Linked DNA regions of Homo sapiens: all the other regions are linked to region 2. A link is a contact called in ENCODE Hi-C or POLR2A ChIA-PET data. All regions are on one chromosome and are shown on one strand. The core of a region is the stretch at or near the end of the contact, and the rest is flanking DNA. Distances in the headings are between cores, read along the strand shown.

Region 1 (3,018 bases), core at 298-2,797, 280 kb before region 2:
AGAATTTTCCCCCTTTGGCAGTCAAACAAAAATTCCAGGAAAATAGTTTAAATTCCCTTCACAAAGTTCAAATGTAGCTATTGGTTATTAACTTGCAAATATAAGAAATAACATTTCGGTCTGGGTATCTGACTAATGGTTATTTATGGACCCTATAAAATTTAGAATAACTTTTGCATTTAATATATCTCACATGAAATTACTGTTTCAGTAGTCCAAAATCTGTTTACTGCAATTCCATACAGATGAATTATAATTCTAAATAGAATCCTCAAATTCTGTTTACGTTTTAATGTAAACACTTCACCTACAGGAATAAGCAGCACTCATTATTTCTTTAGAGACAAGAATATTGTAGAGAGCTAACAACTCACTTTTGAACTGAGTAAGTTCACTGAATTTCCAAAATTCTAATAAGCACTATAGTTTACATAGTGCTTTATAACTGCAAGCCTGCTGCTTTTTAAACAATGATGCATTCCCCTAAATTCATATTTTAAAAATATGAATTATCAGTTGAGATTTCTCTGCCTACAACATAGAAATCTCTGCTCCTGGCCACTGGGTGGTCCTGCACGCATGGGCATGGGGCTCTAGCCCAGGCCTGCCTGTCACTAACTTCTCTATGGCCTCAGAGAAGTCACAGGGCCAATGTTTTCTAAACACATGTATATTTTTAAGTTATGGAACATGCTTACAAAATGCCACCTCATTGTGTCTTGTATACATGGACTCTATATATGGATGCATATACTGCAACCAATTATAGCTATCCCAGAGTGAAAGGATATTTTGAGAGAAGCAATTATTACAGCAAATGAGACAGGAAACATCCTTTTCCATTGCTCAAGAAACACAGATATTTGTTTCTTGTCTCTCGGCAAAAATGGAAAAACTCTCTTGCATTTCGGAAGTGAGTGGGTCTCCCGGAGGTTCTGAGAAGGGTCTATGCTAAGTAATCCTAAACTGAGCAAACCCTCCCAGCTCCTTTTGAGCGGAGAGGCTGAATTCAACACTGCCAGGGGAGCCGCGGCTGGTGGGTGGGGACGGGGGGCAGCTCGCTGTCGTGGGCTTTAGGGAGCAAACTCTGCCAAGCTGGGATGGGCGAGGATAAGGAGGGAAAGACGGACAGTTCTTTGGTAATAAAAATGCAGTTTATATAAACTGTAGGAGACCTGGTGAGAAAGTAAAAGAGGTAATTGTGCACATTCCAAACGTTTTAATATATAAACTGTGTAACCATCACTCATGAATAGCGCAGCTGCTAACAATTTATTTGTTTTTTTTTTTTTTTTTTTTTTTTTTTACCAAGATAAAAATCATGCTAAAGCCAAGAGATGTTTCTCTAGTGAATGATATTTTGAAACTCTGGTCAAAACATAACTGTGACATAATAAATTTTTAAAGAAGTCATGAAAGCTTGTAGTTTGAAATTTGAAAGAAGACCTAGTTTTTTCCCCAATTAGGAAGGACCACATTTCAACTTTCATGACAGTGGCGGGCTCAGTCTTGCGGCGGGGGAGGGGACGCCAATTCTGCATGCACATCTGTTTCCAGTGCAATGCTGGTATGCAAACTATTGTCTATTGGAAGTGTGTCGTGGTAACGTTTGCCAGGGTTAAAGGCTGGGTCAATTTGATCAAGACGCTAAAATTAGCTTCTGTGTGTTTTCCTGAAAAGAAAAAAAAATACTGTAAAGCTCTTTGTTTTCCTTCAAGTACCATTCTCAGATTTCAGTTTCTGGTGTGTAAACTACCAGGAAACAGACGGCTATGACAACTGACTTCTTGTTCACTGAGTCCTGCATAATGAAATGGTACCACACGTCACCAAGCTGGAGAACTCAGGGTGAAAGGTAGCTTTCTGACCCAACTCACATTTTCCCATTTAAAAAATATCAACATTATAAAATTACTTAATGTGAATGCATTTGGAAATTCAAAACCATAGCTATATTTTAAAGTGTGTGATGGCTTGGCAAAGCCCAAACACATTTAGAAACTCATCATTCTGAGAAGTATTGGGGTAAGATTTAGGTCACATATCCCTGGTAGTATTGACAGTGCTCTGATTATTTTCACAGGAAGTGAGTTTGTTAGGATGAAAAAGAGGGAAAAAAATACATATACAAACTCCGGTAATAATCTGACGAATTCCAAGAGTAGAAAGGAATCGTGGAAACAATACATAGTCATGAGATAGTTCAAGAAAAATATTGATATTTTTCTAGATTAGCAAAATTAGAAAATTACTTAACAGTTAATATTCCAATAGATGACAAAGATGAAAAAAGGAGAAATAGAATTATCTGTTAATGTTTAAGGCTTTGTGATGAATATACAAATAAACCAAAAGTAGAAGCATGTTTGAAATTTATTTACATACTTGGAGACTTGCTTTTTCTTATATGAGATGCTAAGTCAGGTTACAATAATATAGAAGTAAAAACTTCAGTGAAATGCCTCGCCTATATTTTAAATATTTCAATACTGTTAACTTTAAAATGACCTATAATGTAAAAAGTACTTTTTGTGTACATTTTACTATAAATATTTCCGATTAAGAGAAGTCTGACAGAAGAAATAAACAGGTTTTCCCCAAATTACAAAATGCAATAGAAAAATCCTTCAATCTAGTTACAGTATGGTGAAAATACTATAAATTTGGGTCATTTATACCACAGGATTTCCTTCTTTGCAAACATCCTCTCAATTCCAGTGGCTTTTTGTACTTTTATAATTTAGAGCTCATTAAAAAGATTTGGTATGGATACTAGAAGTGTGTAAAATATTTGGCAAAACTCATTTGTAAAATGAAACTTATTTGTACAACATACATAAAATTACCCAATTTTTATATTTAAATGCCCTCTAGAGCCAAACACAGCATGGTAGTTACTACTAATTGCTTATTTTCTTGGGTCAGAAATTAGTGAAAAATTACTATATATCGTGACACCAAATTAATAAGATTCCGTATTATCTCTAATTTCTCACAACCAGCTCTTCTTCAGTTTAA
Region 2 (2,700 bases), core at 31-2,530:
ACAGCGTACGATGCTGGAAACCACCTTATACCCTCGCAAACCGCATTCCCTTCTAACCTCATTTGGGGGAAGCAGCTAGAGGATGAATGGCAATATGCTCTCAAGTAAGCTTTTATTAAGTATGAGAAATAAATTATATTAAGTGTTATTTTTTGAACTCAGAAATGAGGGAAGGGGTTGTTAAGATATCAAATTTACTAAGAAAATAATTATGTCAGAAATAACGTTGCTGTCACAAGAGAGACTTGCCAGATACTGCTTTTAAGCACGTTGTTATACACACCTTTAGAATAAATTTTGTGACCCAGAGATTAGTCTGTGGTACTAAAATTCCTGAGAGTAGACCAGAAAAAAAATAGAGGGTAGGAGAAATGTTTTCCTAAACAATGTTAGCATTACTCTAGTGGCATTAAGAAGCCCTTATTTCGTTTATAATTAGTAAGATACTGAGGTGATGGGATTGTTAAGGACATGTTACAAATTGCTTTTCTACAACTCACTTCCGAATCTCAGTTTCTACTAAATATGATTCTACTTCATTAGATCCTCATGACTGTGATCTCACCAAATGCAATTCTAAAACTTGAAAATTACCTTGGAAATTTGTGAGAAGCCACAGAAAGGTCCTCGGAAGCACACACATATTAAATATTAATTATAATGATGACTGTCATCTTTTATAGTGATTATGTCATTATTTAGGAATGTTAATTAAGACATAAAATGACTTGTTAATAGCAAATGCATTCTTAAGCAATATATTTGTGCTTGTGCACTTAACAGCAAACCCAGTATGGGGACTGAACCATAATAGACTACAGTTCTATTTTCTAAAATGCTGACATTTGAGCAAACGTTCCCAGGGAATGTTTGCCTGATTCGTGGACTGACATTTCCTCTTTGTAACTTGCTTAACTAAAGAGGAGACATGCAGGCCAAACTCCACAGTGCCCGCAGGCAGCAGGCTATTGCTTGCCGCTGCAACTTGTGCGTGGTTTCTCTTTTACTTCCCTCTGGCCCTACTGCCCCTCAGCCCTTCACTGTCTCTTTATTTTGACATGCATATTATCTTAGCTGATTTCAATCATCTTACAGGAGTGGATGACATACCTTAAAAGATTAAGCTTCCCCACCTGGGATTTGTCCAGAAATTCAGTGTATTACAGCTTCTCAGAGCCTTCTTCGTTCTCCTATATTCTTGTGTTATCAATAGTAGCTTTCTTTCTTATTTTATGTTTAAGTATGAGACACAGGCAGCTATGCTGATGGAGTCAGTTTGTACTGTCACTCATCTTTCACTACAACTGCAAGGTTCACTTCCTTTGTCTAATTCTTTGCTGCCATCTATGTGTATAAAAGAGCACAACATTCTTAAACACACCAGAAACTTCCTCAGTTTCAAAAACAATCATGTCTCTAATCTAGAGGGATGAAGAAGGAAGCTTTAGGGATAATTTGCTTCCCTACACAAACGTAAAGCTTATTGGAAATTTCCATTTCTTTCTCTGTGAAGCAAATTTATAAAACTGAAAAATGACTGAAGTTACATTATTTAACATAATATTATTGAACATAACCAATAGATTTTTTCCATTATTGCTGCTGATAAATTTTAATTTGGCAAATTTGATGAACTTATGCTTGAAAAACAAAAGTTGAAATTTTAAGTCACTTAAGTAAATAATTCCAATAAGATAAATTAATTTTTGCTAAATTGCAATCTAAATATCTTGCCAAATGATAGAGTGAAATGATCACTAAACCTAACCGGGTGCGGTGGCTCACGCCTATAATCCCAGCACTTTGGGAGGCTGAGGCGGGCAGATCACAAAGTCAGGAGATCGAGACCATCCTGGCTAACATGGTGAAACCCCGTCTCTACCAAAAACACAAAAAATTAGCCAGGTGTGGTGGCAGGCACCTGTAGTCCCAGCGACTCGGGAGGCTGAGGCTGGAGAATGGCGTGAACCCGGGAGGCGGAGCTTGCAGTGAGCGGAGATCACGCCACTGCACTCCAGCCTGGGTGACAGAGCGAGACTCCGTCTCAAAAAAAAAAAAAAAAAAAAAAAGAAATGATCACTAAACCAAAACACTTTCCTAATATTTAATATAAAGCAAATGCAAAGCAAACAGATGAAAAAATTATTTACACACATTATGTAAACAACCAATAACTCAAATATTGTGACATAATAATCGACTAACTTCTGTCAAATATTCAAACACTTCTTCTCTAGGGAAGATGGAGAAATGTATCAGACCACACTAAAGAGCCTCTCAGCCTCCCCTTTAGGACTGACCATACTGGCTCTGAATTGTCCTAAGATAAGTTAGTGTCAAACAAACAAATAGAAAGGCACTCTAGTGTGAGCCATATGGGAATGTTACAACAAACAAAAAAACCCTGTCCCCTACACCATGTAACAATTAATCCATGCACTCAGGGTAAAGACTGGTTATTTACCATCAGTACTAATAATGTGGGTTGACAGTCTTGAAGAATGTCCTAAAAGGTTTATTTTGTCAATACCACTAATTTCTAAAAGACTTTACTGTTATATACTAAAAAAATAAAAACCTGGCACCAATGAAATATATGGAATGGGAGTAGAAAAGAAACTCAGGAACAGGTTTTTTTACCCTGATATACCAAACAGCATAAGAAGTGCGAAACTGCTGCCTCTTCTCTATCAGCTCCCA
Region 3 (3,069 bases), core at 237-2,736, 440 kb before region 2:
ACTGGCTTAGCACCCTCAGGACCCAGAGCAGTGCCTGGCACACGGTAGGCACCCAGTAAGAATTTGTTGGATAAGTGCTTACATTTATTTCAACAAATAAATCACATGCATGCCCCGTTATAGTTCTTTACAATAATTAGGCTAAAAGTTGCTTATAAAAAGAAAAAGAAGTAACCTAGTCAAATTTTACTTTGGTGTTTCTTAAATGTTACCCATTCTTACTGCAAAAATCAACTCTTGGAATCTTTATCATTTCTCTGTAAGGCCGAGAATCTGCCCTTTGCTACTTGAATCTTGTGTCAGCCTTCAGTCAAAACTAATGAAAGTCTGGGCCAATGAGCTGGCCCCAGATTTCTGGATCATCCAAGCATCTCCTTCACTCTCTGGACCCTCTCACCTGCCCACCCCCTGGAACCACACTGTCCTCTGTCACCAACAGTGAGGTGGGGGAGTGTTCTTACAACTTCATCGTTCACTCACATGGGAGACCGTGAGTATTCTCTTCAGAGGAGAGGAATTGTTTCTCCTTAGAGAGGCGTGAGATGAATGAGTGTCCTGTTCTCCCTAGAGTCCCCGATTCATGGTGTCTGGCCACTCCTACAGGCACAGCACGGACAATCACATAACGAAGCTGAAAGCAATGTGCTTTTGAGTATAAGCCATACTGGTTAGAGGTGATTTACTGTGTCACTCTGTCACATTGACATGTTTGAGACTCATGTAAACTATTCCCTGATCAGCCACAGTTCTGGCCTAACAGGGGGCAATGCTAATGTTTAATAATGTAAGCATAATATTTAATTTGGAAAGTACTAGTGATTATATAGTAGTAAAGAGGCTTCACATGTGGGTAGAGATTTTTTAAAAATCTCATTGATACCAAGGTATAGTGCAGTAGAAACATTTTGAAACTAAAGTTAGAAGCGTCCTAACTGTAGAATGAACATATTCACGTCACTATTGTTCACCAGGATCGCTCTCACACACCACACGTGCTATGTGAATACAGATAGACTTCTGCATACTCAGCTGGCTTTGCACATCTCTACCACAGAGTACGTGTATCTCTTGGACAGAGTATGACTGGTGGAAGTGGCAGTTGGCAGTTTATCTTTGATCACTATATTCAGAGGTGGCTTATACTTTTTAATTTTTTTTATTATTATACTTTAAGTTCTAGGGTACATGTGCACAATGTGCAGGTTAGTTACATATGTATACATGTGCCATGTTGGTGTGCTGCACCCATTAACTCGTCATTTAACATTAGGTATATCTCCTAATGCTATCTCTCCCCCCTCCTGGCTTATACTTTTAAGGGCACAAAATATATAACCATGATTGCTTGAAAGGGATTTGTTTCAATTCCTTGTTTGAAGGAGGTAATGGGCCAGCCTAAGAATCAAAAGTGACAATGAAATATAAAATGTATAACCATGATTGCTTTAAAGAGATTTGTTTCAGTTCCTTGTTTGAGGGAGGTAATGGGCCAGCCTAAGAATCGAAAGTGACAATGAAATATGAATGTAAAAGAGGAAGGGAGACAGACCTCTGGCTTGTTAGTACAACAGAATACTTACTTGGGGTTCACTTTATACATTACTTTCCCCCATTTTCCTACCCATTTGGGTAGGAATGAGATCTGCCAGGAAGGTGCACGGGGCAGAAGGCTTTGCTGTTGTTTTCCATGTCTTGGTTTCCTTCCTTTACCAGGACCAGAGCAGGAGGCCTCCTTTCTGCTCTCTGGGGGCCACATACTCCTGCCTCGATGGGCCACAACTGGATGAAGGAGGATACACGTGTGCCTTGCTACACATAATAGCTAAACAGCCCTAGAAAAACAGGGTCTGTGTACATATCATCATGTCTTCAGGCTACAAGGAAGCCCGCTGTGTGAAAAAGCTCTCCTGAGCTCAAATAAGAACTACTTTCTAAATATCACCTTAATATATCTGGTAGGTTTGGATTTGGTATGTCAAGTTGAGTCCTATAATACATAGACTATTTCCTTCTGGAGACCGTATTTTTAATTTCAGCGACTTGGAGGAGTTAAACTCGACCTCTGGGCACACTGACAGCCAAGTGGGTCATCAGCAGAGGAGTGACAACGACACTTCCATTCATGTAGGGCTTCCGGTCTACAGGAGGGCTTTCATATAAGTGGGCTGAGTGTATGGGAAGTGAACTGATTAGGCATTTGCCCCTTGTTATGGATGAAGCAGCAAAGGCCGTGAGAGTCCCTGAGGGTCAAGTCGCTCTGAGATCCTAGAGACGGGAGTCCTGCTCTGCCCAGCATCCTCTCCCCTGCACCACAGTACCTGCATCCCCTCCTTTTCTGTGCCGTCTTTATTTTACAGTGTGGATCTGGTGGGCTAGGGTTCCTCTCCTGTTGGTCCTGATGATGCACCAAGACCAAGAATATTTCTTATTTATGGAGGAAATATGGTTAAGTGCTAAGTGTACAGCCCTGACCCTTCCTCTACCCTCTCAGCCTAGTTACACCAGGGAGGTAAATCCCTACCTGTTTGTCTACCTACTTGTTTATATTAAAAGTTCTTGCAAATTTAAAAGGTTATACACTCAATGATCCAAAGGTGAAGTTGAGAAGACTATAAAAGACCTTAGGCAATATGAAATTATACAGTCAGCTTTTCACGTGACGGTGGTGTGATCACTAATGGAATCACCGAGTTTCCACAGAATGAAAAGGACCCTTGGGATCCGGAGCTACAGTTTAAGCTGGTCCCTCTCTGGAGGTGTTGCGTAGTAGGCTTCTCCTGTAACGTCTACGGCTGACTTATGACATTTACATTTTTGGTCCTCAAGGTCACAGTGTCCTTCTAAGCGGAACGATAGTGGAGACTGGGAACTAACTTCTTCATCTCCTCTCTTTGACAGCCTGAACTCAGCTTGGCACTGGCTTTCTATCCACCTTCTGCCCAGCAGTGAATGGAGTCAACTCTCCCATTAATGGAGCACCCTCTGGGGGAAGGGCACTGTGTTTTCTGCTGAGCGCTAGGACCTTCACAGTCTCCACAGAGCAACAAACCAGAACTCAGCGAGAAGAGC
Region 4 (2,726 bases), core at 68-2,567, 360 kb before region 2:
CACCACACACCCATACACACATACACACACAGATACACATACACACACACAGACACATACACACACACATATACACACATACACACACACATACACACACACAGATGCTATCAAAAGAAAGCAGTTGTCATAAGGCTGCCTTTCTCAATACAAATGACTGTGTAAGAATTTAAAACGTTACCTTACATTTTATCAGGACTGCATGTGGTACTGATCTGCTTCCCCGAATATCTTCTACTAACCCAAACTCAAATTAATGTGCTATTTTCTAATAAATGCAAAACAAAAATTATTCAAATTACTCAAGTGATGTCAAAGACTTCAAGAGGAAATATCTGTGTCGATTCTAAATATACAGATGGCGACACGTGTCAAGCCTTTTCGGAGAACATTACAACGGATAAATTTTAAAAACGATAACAAAAATGGGAAGAGACAGCAGAGCTTAGAATAGCAAAAGTGAGAATGTTCCAGATGCTGATTGGTGTGTCTGATACGGTACAGCCTCATGTAATATGAGGCAAGGACACAAAGCACAACAAGTAGAACTCTGAGCTAGCAGAAAGCTTTCTAGCTTAATTAATGGCAATGCTAATGAGACTAGAGAGCTTGGCTGTCCTTCACCCTCTACATCTGGCTGTTCACCAAATCCCGCTGATTCTAAGACTCAAATCAATCGCTCCTCTCCCTCTCCATGTTCTCGGCTGAATGCAGATCCTCCTCATCCTTAGCTGGACAGCTCCAACAAGCCTCTAGGGAGGAAGCATGGTGGTTTCCCTCAAGCTGTCCCCACCATATGAGAGGGAATAAGGCTAACCATGAAATCTGCGGAAATCAGGATGACAGTGGGTGTTTCTGGGAGGACTTTCTGGATAAGCTGGCTTTTGGGATATCCACTTGTGCTTAATTAAGTATTTACAGAGCACCGTCAGCTGTTGAGAGCACTGAGGATAACCTGGGAAGGAGACGATGCCCACAGGCATGAAGACCTGGGTCTGTGTTCACTGCAAATATCCTATCACAAAGTTTTTTTTGACAGCATATGAACAAGAAGGATAAAAAGTGCACATAAAGGAAAGAGGAGCGTCTTGGGTCACAACATACTCATTTCAGACCCTGGCTCTGCTACTCCCTTGCTGTGTGACCTGGGGAGAGCACTGAACTGCACTGTGCCTCAGTTTCCTTCTCAGTGCAATAGTGCCCCAGCCCTGGAAATTAAACACAGTAGGGGTGCGGCTCCTGGCATGCCTCCAGGCTCGCCCTAACCACTCCCTGCGTGCCGCGGTGAGCATGGGCTGTCTCTGTCTGTCTTGGAGCACATCCTGCCGTTCTTCTGCAATAGCATCCTGCTATAGGGGAAGACCCTGCTCCCCCGCATTCAAACAGTGGACTTTCAGTGGGGCTGCTCATCCCAGAATCCTCACACCCTGAAAACAGGCCAAGGCCTGGGATCCAGTCCCACGCTGGCCACAGCGACAGGTCTAGGGATAACTGCAGGACCCACAAGGGCCAGCCACAGTCCTTCCTCAGGATTTTTCTAGGTGGATTGTTCTTAAAGGTTCTATTCCTCTTTTGACTGTGTGAGGCTGTGTCCCCAGAAAGGCAGTCTAGACTGCCCTCTGCCATGGGGAGCAGCTGAGGGATGGAGGCAACATCCCAGGGCACTGGAGCCAAGAAGCAGAGGGGCCCTGAAGGAGCACCAGGTACCTAAGGCTACTCTGAGTTCAGTTTCAGTTCCTGAAAAACAGAAGAACTCTGACTGCTGGGAAAGTCCATTCACTTTTCTCCCTTTCCTAATATAGTACTAAACAGTTTCACTATGCTTAAGCCTTTATTAGCATAGATACTTCACACATTTAAAAAATAATTCATGCGTATCATCCTTCGCAACTTTTGGAGCATAACAGGACACTCCTAATAATAAAATGTCATGTTTGATTCCTACAGAGAACATAAACAAAAGTGCACATATTTTTTAAAGAATAAGATGTTATGCTTACATCTTATTTTTCTCATTAAACTTGTTTAAGTATAATCTGTGTTATTCACATATACAATATAAATTTGTTAAAATATGTTAGAGAGTTATTAAAAAAAGTAATTAATGAGAGTGGCAGATATTAATTTCTGCTAAACTATACGTTTTAATTAAAATTTTTGGGCCAGGTGCGGTGGCTCATGCCTGTAATCCCAGCACTTTGGGAAGCCGAGGTGGGCGGATCACTTGAGGTCAGGAGTTTGAGACCAGCCTGGCCAATATGGTAAAACCCCGTCTCTACTAAAAATACAAAAATTAGATGGGCGTGGTGGTCCATGCCTGTAATCCCAGCTACTTGGGAGGCTGAGGCAGGAGAATCACTGGAACCCAGAAGGCGGAGGTTGTAGTGAGCCAAGATCGTGCCACTGCACTCCAGCCTGGGGGACAGAGTGAGACTCCGTCTCAAAAAAAAAAAAAAAGGAGGGTTACTTAGAAGCAACATAAATTTTATATTTGAAAAGTATAAAAAAACCCTCAATTCCAAACATAATCAATCCAACAATGCATTTTTCAGTCCACAAGAGAAGAAGGCCAATTTTTTTTTTTGAAAAATGAGGTATCTTCTTTAAAAAATAAAATAGAAGGCCAAAAGAATCAACATAACCAAATTACACTTCAAAGATTATTTTATATCTTCTTGCTTCCTATCTATATGCTATTTTCCAACTCCCCATATTATACGTAAAAT
Region 5 (2,944 bases), core at 163-2,662, 290 kb after region 2:
ACCCATGGACACCAGAGTGTCTATATGTGTCTTTCCAGTGAGCGATGGTTCACACTCATTGGAAACATGAGTGCCATTGGAACATACTAGTCAATATGATGCCGAAAACAGTAACAGAAAGAGTGCAGGTGTTGAATACGTGTTCCTTTTCACACTGGAAAGAAAGATGGTGAGAAGTTGGCATGTCTTCCACGCAATTCCATCCCATCAGCTGGTCTCCAAATTCCCACTCCTCTTGGTTCCCACTTCTCTTTGTCTCTTTCCAGAAGGAAACAAACTCCCTGATGACCCTCACTGAAAATTCACAAACTTTACAAATTTCAATAGATTAGCTGTGGCTTCTTTTTAAAATACTCATAGGTAGCTGGGTCCTGGAGAGCTCTAAAGCCCTCTAATTTTGCTTGCAGACGGAAGAAGGGAAACTCGAGTCACTGGAGACAAAGGGGCAAAGGCATGGGTTTGGCGGCAGAGGGAAAGAAATGGTCTGTGACCAGGGCTTAAGCTGCCTGTGTTGGCTCTGAGTGACAGTATGCTCTTGCTCCAAGGACCTTAATTGGCTGATAGAGTGATTGCTTTGGCCAAAGGTCCAATTAATACTCAAGATTTGAGGACTGGTTTTCCAACCCCAGTTGGATGACTTTCCTGGCAAGCAAAGGTTACCGCTGTAAATTCAACTTGCTTCCTTAACTGGGCACCCACTCTATAATGTGAGGCTATCATTCTGTCTGGTTAATTCCAGACAAGACTTTGTGAGCAGATGGGGAATTTGGATTTTCAAATTCGAAAAAAAAAAAAAAAAGCATAAGTGAGTGTGAGTTTTATGTAGTTACCTCGATGCTCCACCTTGTGGAAAATGTGCTAAATCCCAATGTAGGAGGAGGCAGGATTGCAAATGTGAAGCAGAGTGGTTGGCCCAGGGGTTTATGCTCACTGAGAATGTTCTCATCAATAGCTTGCTGTGATTGGCTATGGACCTATTGAAATCACCATTAAACTAGAAAACAAAGTTACTCAGCCCTCGTGTGGAAAGTGTCTAAGACAGTAATGCAGAGGCCGTAGTCTGAAGGTGGCACCTCGCACTACAGAACAATGGTAGGAGCTCCAGGTTCGGATCATGGTTCTGAATTTACTAGTTGTGTGCACTTAAGTTGCTTAGTCTAATTAATAAAGCAGGGATGATAATTCCTCTTTACAGCTTTGTTGCAAGGATTGCATTAAAGAAAACATGTAAAAGCATAAGGGCATTCAATTAATGTTACAAGAGCCCTTCCCTCAACCCCAAGGGCGGCTGCAGCTGTTCAGCCTGACACTTTATGTGTGTTGGTCACAGTGCTGTCTTGGAGAATCACATACGGGATAGTGCTTACCTCCCCATAGCAGCCACGTCATAGCAAATAGCTCATTAGCATGCAGTTTCTTCCCTCCCTGTTCAGCAGCCCAGCAGACAAGCTGTCTCAGAGCCTGGATTTCAGCATGTTGCACTCACCGCAAATATCCTGCAGGCTGCCCACTCCATTCTGCTGCCCTTCGCAAGGCTTCACTTTGCCCTCCAACCCTTTTTTTCTCTTGTTTACCAGATGGAACGAAGTCTGTTTGTGGAAACACCCTTCCCCTCTGTTTACTTGGACCTGATTTTGAAAGTAACAAGTCACTTTATTTGGGCTGGAGGAAAAAGCACTAAACCAGATGTTGAGGTGACCGGGATTCCTGGAAGACATTCTTCTCTCCAACGAGACACATGATGCATGAAGTAGGAGCCCCTGGCAAGGAGCCCAGGCTGCCATGGCCTCGCTCGCTCCTGCTTCCCGGCATGGCCCCGAGGCTAGCTGCCTCTGTACTGCCTGAGCATCGTCCCCTGGCGTGTCACCAGACTACCCACTACCTGTGCTTGCACCTGCAGGTGGGCAGTTCAGTCGTTGCAGGCTGAAGCTCCCTGTCACAGGAGTCCATCAGCACTGGAGTTTACCAAATGGCCCAGTCCAGGTCTGTGTCATATTGTTTTGCAAAAGCAAGAAAACTCATTCAGAGCTTGTTACTTTTATCCCTGACTTCCTAAGTGAGCAGTGTAGCCAGAGAACTACATCCCCTGACATCCTTTAAGAGCCATGACCACTCCTGCCCTTGCTTTGTGACAGGCACTCCTGGATGCTGAAGTGCTGTTGCTGTGCACCACTATGCATCCTGTGTGAGGATGAGCACTCCAGTCCTTGCTCCCTCTTCCCGTGGCTGGCTCATTAGCCAGAGCAAACTGTGGCCTTGAAGGAGCAGAAGGAGCATTTGACTCTTCCCAGCTCTCAGTCTTTGGAAAATTGAGCAAAGTGGAATGAAAGCCATTTATTCATTTAACTGGCAGTTATTTATTGAGCATCTATTATGTGGCAGGCACCGTGGTGACACTGAAAAGAGAAGGGTGAACAAGGACAGTCCTGAGCTCAAGCAGGCTGCTGGCAGGTGGTAGTGGGGGCAGACAAGCAAAGGGGCACCCATGCCATGGCCTGCAATGCACCACCTCCAGGACAAGGTTTGGGACCCATCCCTGGGTCTTGGGGGACATTCTAAAAGGAAGCAGTGGCTCAGCATAGACCTGAAGGACAAGAAGGCACCAGTCATGTGTGGAGTGGGTTGGTGGAGATGCGCAGAGTGCAAGGAGGTCTGGAGGTGAGACCTCCAGGCAGAATGGAGGGAGGTGTGTCCCATAGCATGTGGACTCTAAGGGGCTGGGAGATCTTAGGGGTCCCTGGAGGCTGACTGAAGGCTGGCCAGGGAGCCTGCCTGGTAAGGGCCTCCAAGGTCAGGTTTGGGTGTAAGAGTAGCCATTTCTAGCACTGGTTGAGGTGCACTTCCCTGTCAGTGCCCCAAAATCCTTCAGCAGTGTCTGATACGATGTTCTAGACTGGCATTGTTTCCAGTGCAGGCCCTGTCTCATTCTTCAGGAAGCATGCTC
Region 6 (2,930 bases), core at 91-2,590, 340 kb after region 2:
TACTTTTGGAAATGTTGATGTAAATGAACAATTCAACACTAGGTGCTCTGATTCTTTTGACTACATTTTATTCTCTCTCTTGCTCCATAGCCACCTACACTCTTACTTTCACCCTGACAATCTGTTTTGCTGTCTTTGTCTTCTTTCTACCTCTCCCCTGAAACTCATCTCTTGGACAAAGGAAGCCCTCATTATTATTATTATTTCATAGACAGCAGCCAAGTTTAAAATCTGGACTTATGGGTAGGAATTTTGGAAAGGCTGTAATTTCTTTCTTAGTTGGTGAAAAGGGGCTTTTGCCATTATTCTTTCCCAGACTTCTTATAAGACTTACACCATCAAAATTGTCTCTCACAACATTCATACTCTTTGCAGCTTTTAAATCATAGAGAAGATGGAGACTGTCTGAGGAGCTTGGCCAGGCCAGCCTCTGGGATACCGTTTGACATCAGCTCCCTTTTTGGTGGTCATATGCATGTGATTTGTCCCCACATCCCCATCTGTGCTGACCTTCCTCCCACCACTTACTTACTGGGGCTCTCGGCCCTTGTTAACAAGAGTAGGAGCAGCCAAATAGTTAGGGATGATGTGATTTCCCCCTTCACTCTCAGATGGACGATAGATCACAGACTCGCTATCATCAGCATCCCTGGATCTCGTTTGGGAAACACTCCTTTTTATGACTTTAGACTACGTTTATGTCAATGAAAATCATCCCCAAGCTACAGGAATTTGACTCAATAGCTAATTTCTCTTAATTTGCCCACAGCTGTTTTACCTGTGTTGACAATTTTCCTAAAGAAAAATGTTACCCCTTGTGGAGTTAAAGCCTTTTTCAATTTTGCCAGCATGTCAGAAATAAATGGCGTGCTAGTGCAAAGTTGCTTTTCAGTGAACCATGATCTTGCCAAAGCTGCATGTCCTCCCACTACATCATGGCTGTGAAAGGGAACTTTTAAAGCAGGTGGTGCCTGAGGTTTAAGGCTGGCTGGAGACAAAAACAAATGGAGGAGGCAACTGTTTTGAAAAACTACAACTCCCGTGTGGAAGCCCCATTTGGGAATCAACGTTTTAACCTACAGTGGTTGAAATACTTAATTAGATTCAAAGTAGAAGCTGGCTGCCACAAGACACCATCTCACCATTCCTTTATGAGCCCTTTAAAGTTGTAACTCAAACTTTTGCAAGTCAGTTTTAAGGCAGATTTGTTGACACACTTGTGGATGGCCAAAGTCAGGCTGTTGGTTTGCTTATTCAAAAGAATGGAAATTGTCTCTATGTACACGGTAACAGGGCTGTGATTCATAATCACTGCCTCTCAATGTTATGCTTTATTTCTCTTCCAGAAATAGCAATACACTTTCTTTCTTTAGACATTCTAGGTGTTTTGGAATACATAGATTTGTTTACTTTTTTACTACTTCTAAGATTGCTGGTCTCATTAGTGGAATGAAGAAATTCAAGTTGAGTGTTATCCTTCCTTGCATCTCTAACTCCTGAGGCAGAGCTGGTTGGGCAAATGTCAGGAAGTGAATGAGTGAGTGATGATGGTAATGGGTGAAGTCGTGTTTATGGTCATATACAGGGCTGAGTACCAAAGGTCAACATTTCCTTTCAGTCAGTAATAGGCTCACTGCTGTTAGATAACAACTAATATTTTCAGGGGAAAAAAGTCAGCTTAGAAATGAAGATTTATCTTTCCCCACCCAATCCCAGAAAATGATTTTGTATTTATTTTGATCTAGGCCCATTGTTTTTGGCTGTGATTCAAGAAAAGTAGAACAACCCTCTTTCCAAGTGGGAATTTGGGGGCTGCTATCTTTCTCTATATTTTTAAATCCTCAAAATCAGTAGGGGTAATACTGCCCCCAGATGAATAAAAATTGGTTCTTAAGGGGTGTGTTTTAAAAATCCTTTTTATATATAAGTCACAGATATACATATATGTAGTACATAAACACTATATCTGTGATATTAGAATCATACGGGGGATTGATTAGGGAAGATGTCTAAAAAGGGTTCCTTGGCGGAGGGGTGGTAATGAGTAAAAGATTGAGAAACGCTGTTCTAAATGGTCACTTTTTTTATAACTTGCTATTTGTAACACTAAGCATAGTTTCAAAGTCCCTGATTCCATTTACTCATAAAGAGATCCCGTAGGTTGGACAGGGTAGAAATAACAGGTATATCAACTATTCCAATTATGTATTTGCTAATCTTTTTTTTCTTTTCTTTTCTTTTTTTTCTTTTGAGACAGTCCCAGCCTGGAGTGTGGCAGCACAACCTTGGCTCACTGCAACCTATGCCTCCTGGGTTCAAACGATTCTCCTGCCTCAGCCTCCCAAGTAGCTGGGACTACAGGCAAGTGCCACCACACCTGGCTAATTTTTTGTATTTTTAGTAGAGACGGGGTTTTATCTTGTTGACCAGGTTGGTCTCGAACTCCTGACCTCAAGAGATCTGCCTGCCTCAGCCTCCTGAAGTGTTGGGATTACAGGTGTGAGCTATGGCACCTGGCCTATTTGTCAATCTTAATGGCCAAAACGTAACTATGTTATTTCAAATAGCTTCAGTGTTGCTATTAATTTACAGATTTATATCATGCCTATGTTTACATTGGTATGTTAGCTACGTAAATATACTCCCATTACAATTAATAAAATTGATATAATCTTTTTGAGGAAGAAAGAATTTTTAAGAAAGAATGATCATTCATTTTAGACAATATTTGGCCCAACACAATAATAGATAGTTAATTTGTGATCAGTTAATAATTAAGTTCTCTTTATTATAAAAATGTCATGCTGACATATGTGATTAAAACTTCTTGGATAGAATCTATTGCTGCTGTTATTGCTGAGGTAAGAACTAAGGGAAATCTTCCCTTTCATGTGTAAAGAGTTATATCCCCTTTTAATCTGTGATATCAG

Evidence for each region. A loop is a pair of places that touch in the nucleus more often than their neighbours do. ChIA-PET counts read pairs that join two places held with the same protein, here RNA polymerase II (POLR2A). Pooled maps may share reads with other maps.
Region 1: a map of endothelial cell of umbilical vein shows a loop between it and region 2 (7-fold over the local background). The contact joins two enhancer-like sites. A Hi-C loop is called at or near these places in 5 of 168 maps with a recorded cell type or tissue (IMR-90, PC-3, PC-9 and 2 more) and 4 of 50 pooled maps.
Region 3: a loop to region 2 is called in a pooled map, with 4 times the contacts of the local background. The contact joins two enhancer-like sites. A Hi-C loop is called at or near these places in 1 of 37 single-sample maps with no recorded cell type and 3 of 50 pooled maps. POLR2A ChIA-PET finds 5 or more read pairs at or near these places in 1 of 52 experiments (HCT116).
Region 4: a pooled map shows a loop between it and region 2 (5-fold over the local background). The contact joins two enhancer-like sites. A Hi-C loop is called at or near these places in 18 of 37 single-sample maps with no recorded cell type and 5 of 50 pooled maps. POLR2A ChIA-PET finds 5 or more read pairs at or near these places in 1 of 52 experiments (MCF 10A).
Region 5: POLR2A ChIA-PET joins it to region 2 with 10 read pairs in H1. The contact joins two enhancer-like sites. POLR2A ChIA-PET finds 5 or more read pairs at or near these places in 3 of 52 experiments (BJ, H1 and PC-9).
Region 6: a map of Calu3 shows a loop between it and region 2 (2.7-fold over the local background). The contact joins two enhancer-like sites. A Hi-C loop is called at or near these places in 10 of 168 maps with a recorded cell type or tissue (Calu3, IMR-90, MCF 10A and 6 more), 10 of 37 single-sample maps with no recorded cell type and 18 of 50 pooled maps.

What each region holds. Positions count from the first base shown.
Region 1 is chr6:1,820,333-1,823,350 of GRCh38, forward strand. All of the region lies in intron 7 of GMDS (GDP-mannose 4,6-dehydratase), which reads right to left. Among named protein-coding and RNA genes, the nearest start is that of FOXC1, 210 kb to the left of the region's middle. Within about 2 kb of position 1,548, at least 2 of the 41 ENCODE cell types and tissues checked have a DNase peak (open chromatin) inside an H3K27ac peak, as active enhancers do; they include endothelial cell of umbilical vein, where a contact is called at or near this core.
Region 2 is chr6:2,103,136-2,105,835 of GRCh38, forward strand. All of the region lies in intron 4 of GMDS (GDP-mannose 4,6-dehydratase), which reads right to left. Among named protein-coding and RNA genes, the nearest start is that of GMDS, 140 kb to the right of the region's middle. Within about 2 kb of position 1,281, at least 4 of the 41 ENCODE cell types and tissues checked have a DNase peak (open chromatin) inside an H3K27ac peak, as active enhancers do; they include endothelial cell of umbilical vein, where a contact is called at or near this core.
Region 3 is chr6:1,663,950-1,667,018 of GRCh38, forward strand. All of the region lies in intron 9 of GMDS (GDP-mannose 4,6-dehydratase), which reads right to left. It overlaps LOC107986514 (a long non-coding RNA gene), which reads left to right. Exons shown (of 2, transcript XR_001743788.2): 1 at 1-1,955; 2 at 2,899-3,069. Among named protein-coding and RNA genes, the nearest start is that of FOXC1, 56 kb to the left of the region's middle. RefSeq lists enhancers at 1,392-1,621, 1,632-1,801. Within about 2 kb of position 1,487, at least 2 of the 41 ENCODE cell types and tissues checked have a DNase peak (open chromatin) inside an H3K27ac peak, as active enhancers do.
Region 4 is chr6:1,738,115-1,740,840 of GRCh38, forward strand. All of the region lies in intron 8 of GMDS (GDP-mannose 4,6-dehydratase), which reads right to left. Among named protein-coding and RNA genes, the nearest start is that of FOXC1, 130 kb to the left of the region's middle. RefSeq lists an enhancer at 1,552-1,891. Within about 2 kb of position 1,318, at least 2 of the 41 ENCODE cell types and tissues checked have a DNase peak (open chromatin) inside an H3K27ac peak, as active enhancers do.
Region 5 is chr6:2,395,644-2,398,587 of GRCh38, forward strand. It overlaps GMDS-DT (GMDS divergent transcript), which reads left to right. Exons shown (of 7, transcript NR_046229.1): 5 at 2,934-2,944. Among named protein-coding and RNA genes, the nearest start is that of GMDS-DT, 150 kb to the left of the region's middle. Within about 2 kb of position 1,413, at least 2 of the 41 ENCODE cell types and tissues checked have a DNase peak (open chromatin) inside an H3K27ac peak, as active enhancers do.
Region 6 is chr6:2,440,816-2,443,745 of GRCh38, forward strand. No RefSeq gene overlaps it. Among named protein-coding and RNA genes, the nearest start is that of LINC02521, 190 kb to the right of the region's middle. Within about 2 kb of position 1,341, at least 2 of the 41 ENCODE cell types and tissues checked have a DNase peak (open chromatin) inside an H3K27ac peak, as active enhancers do.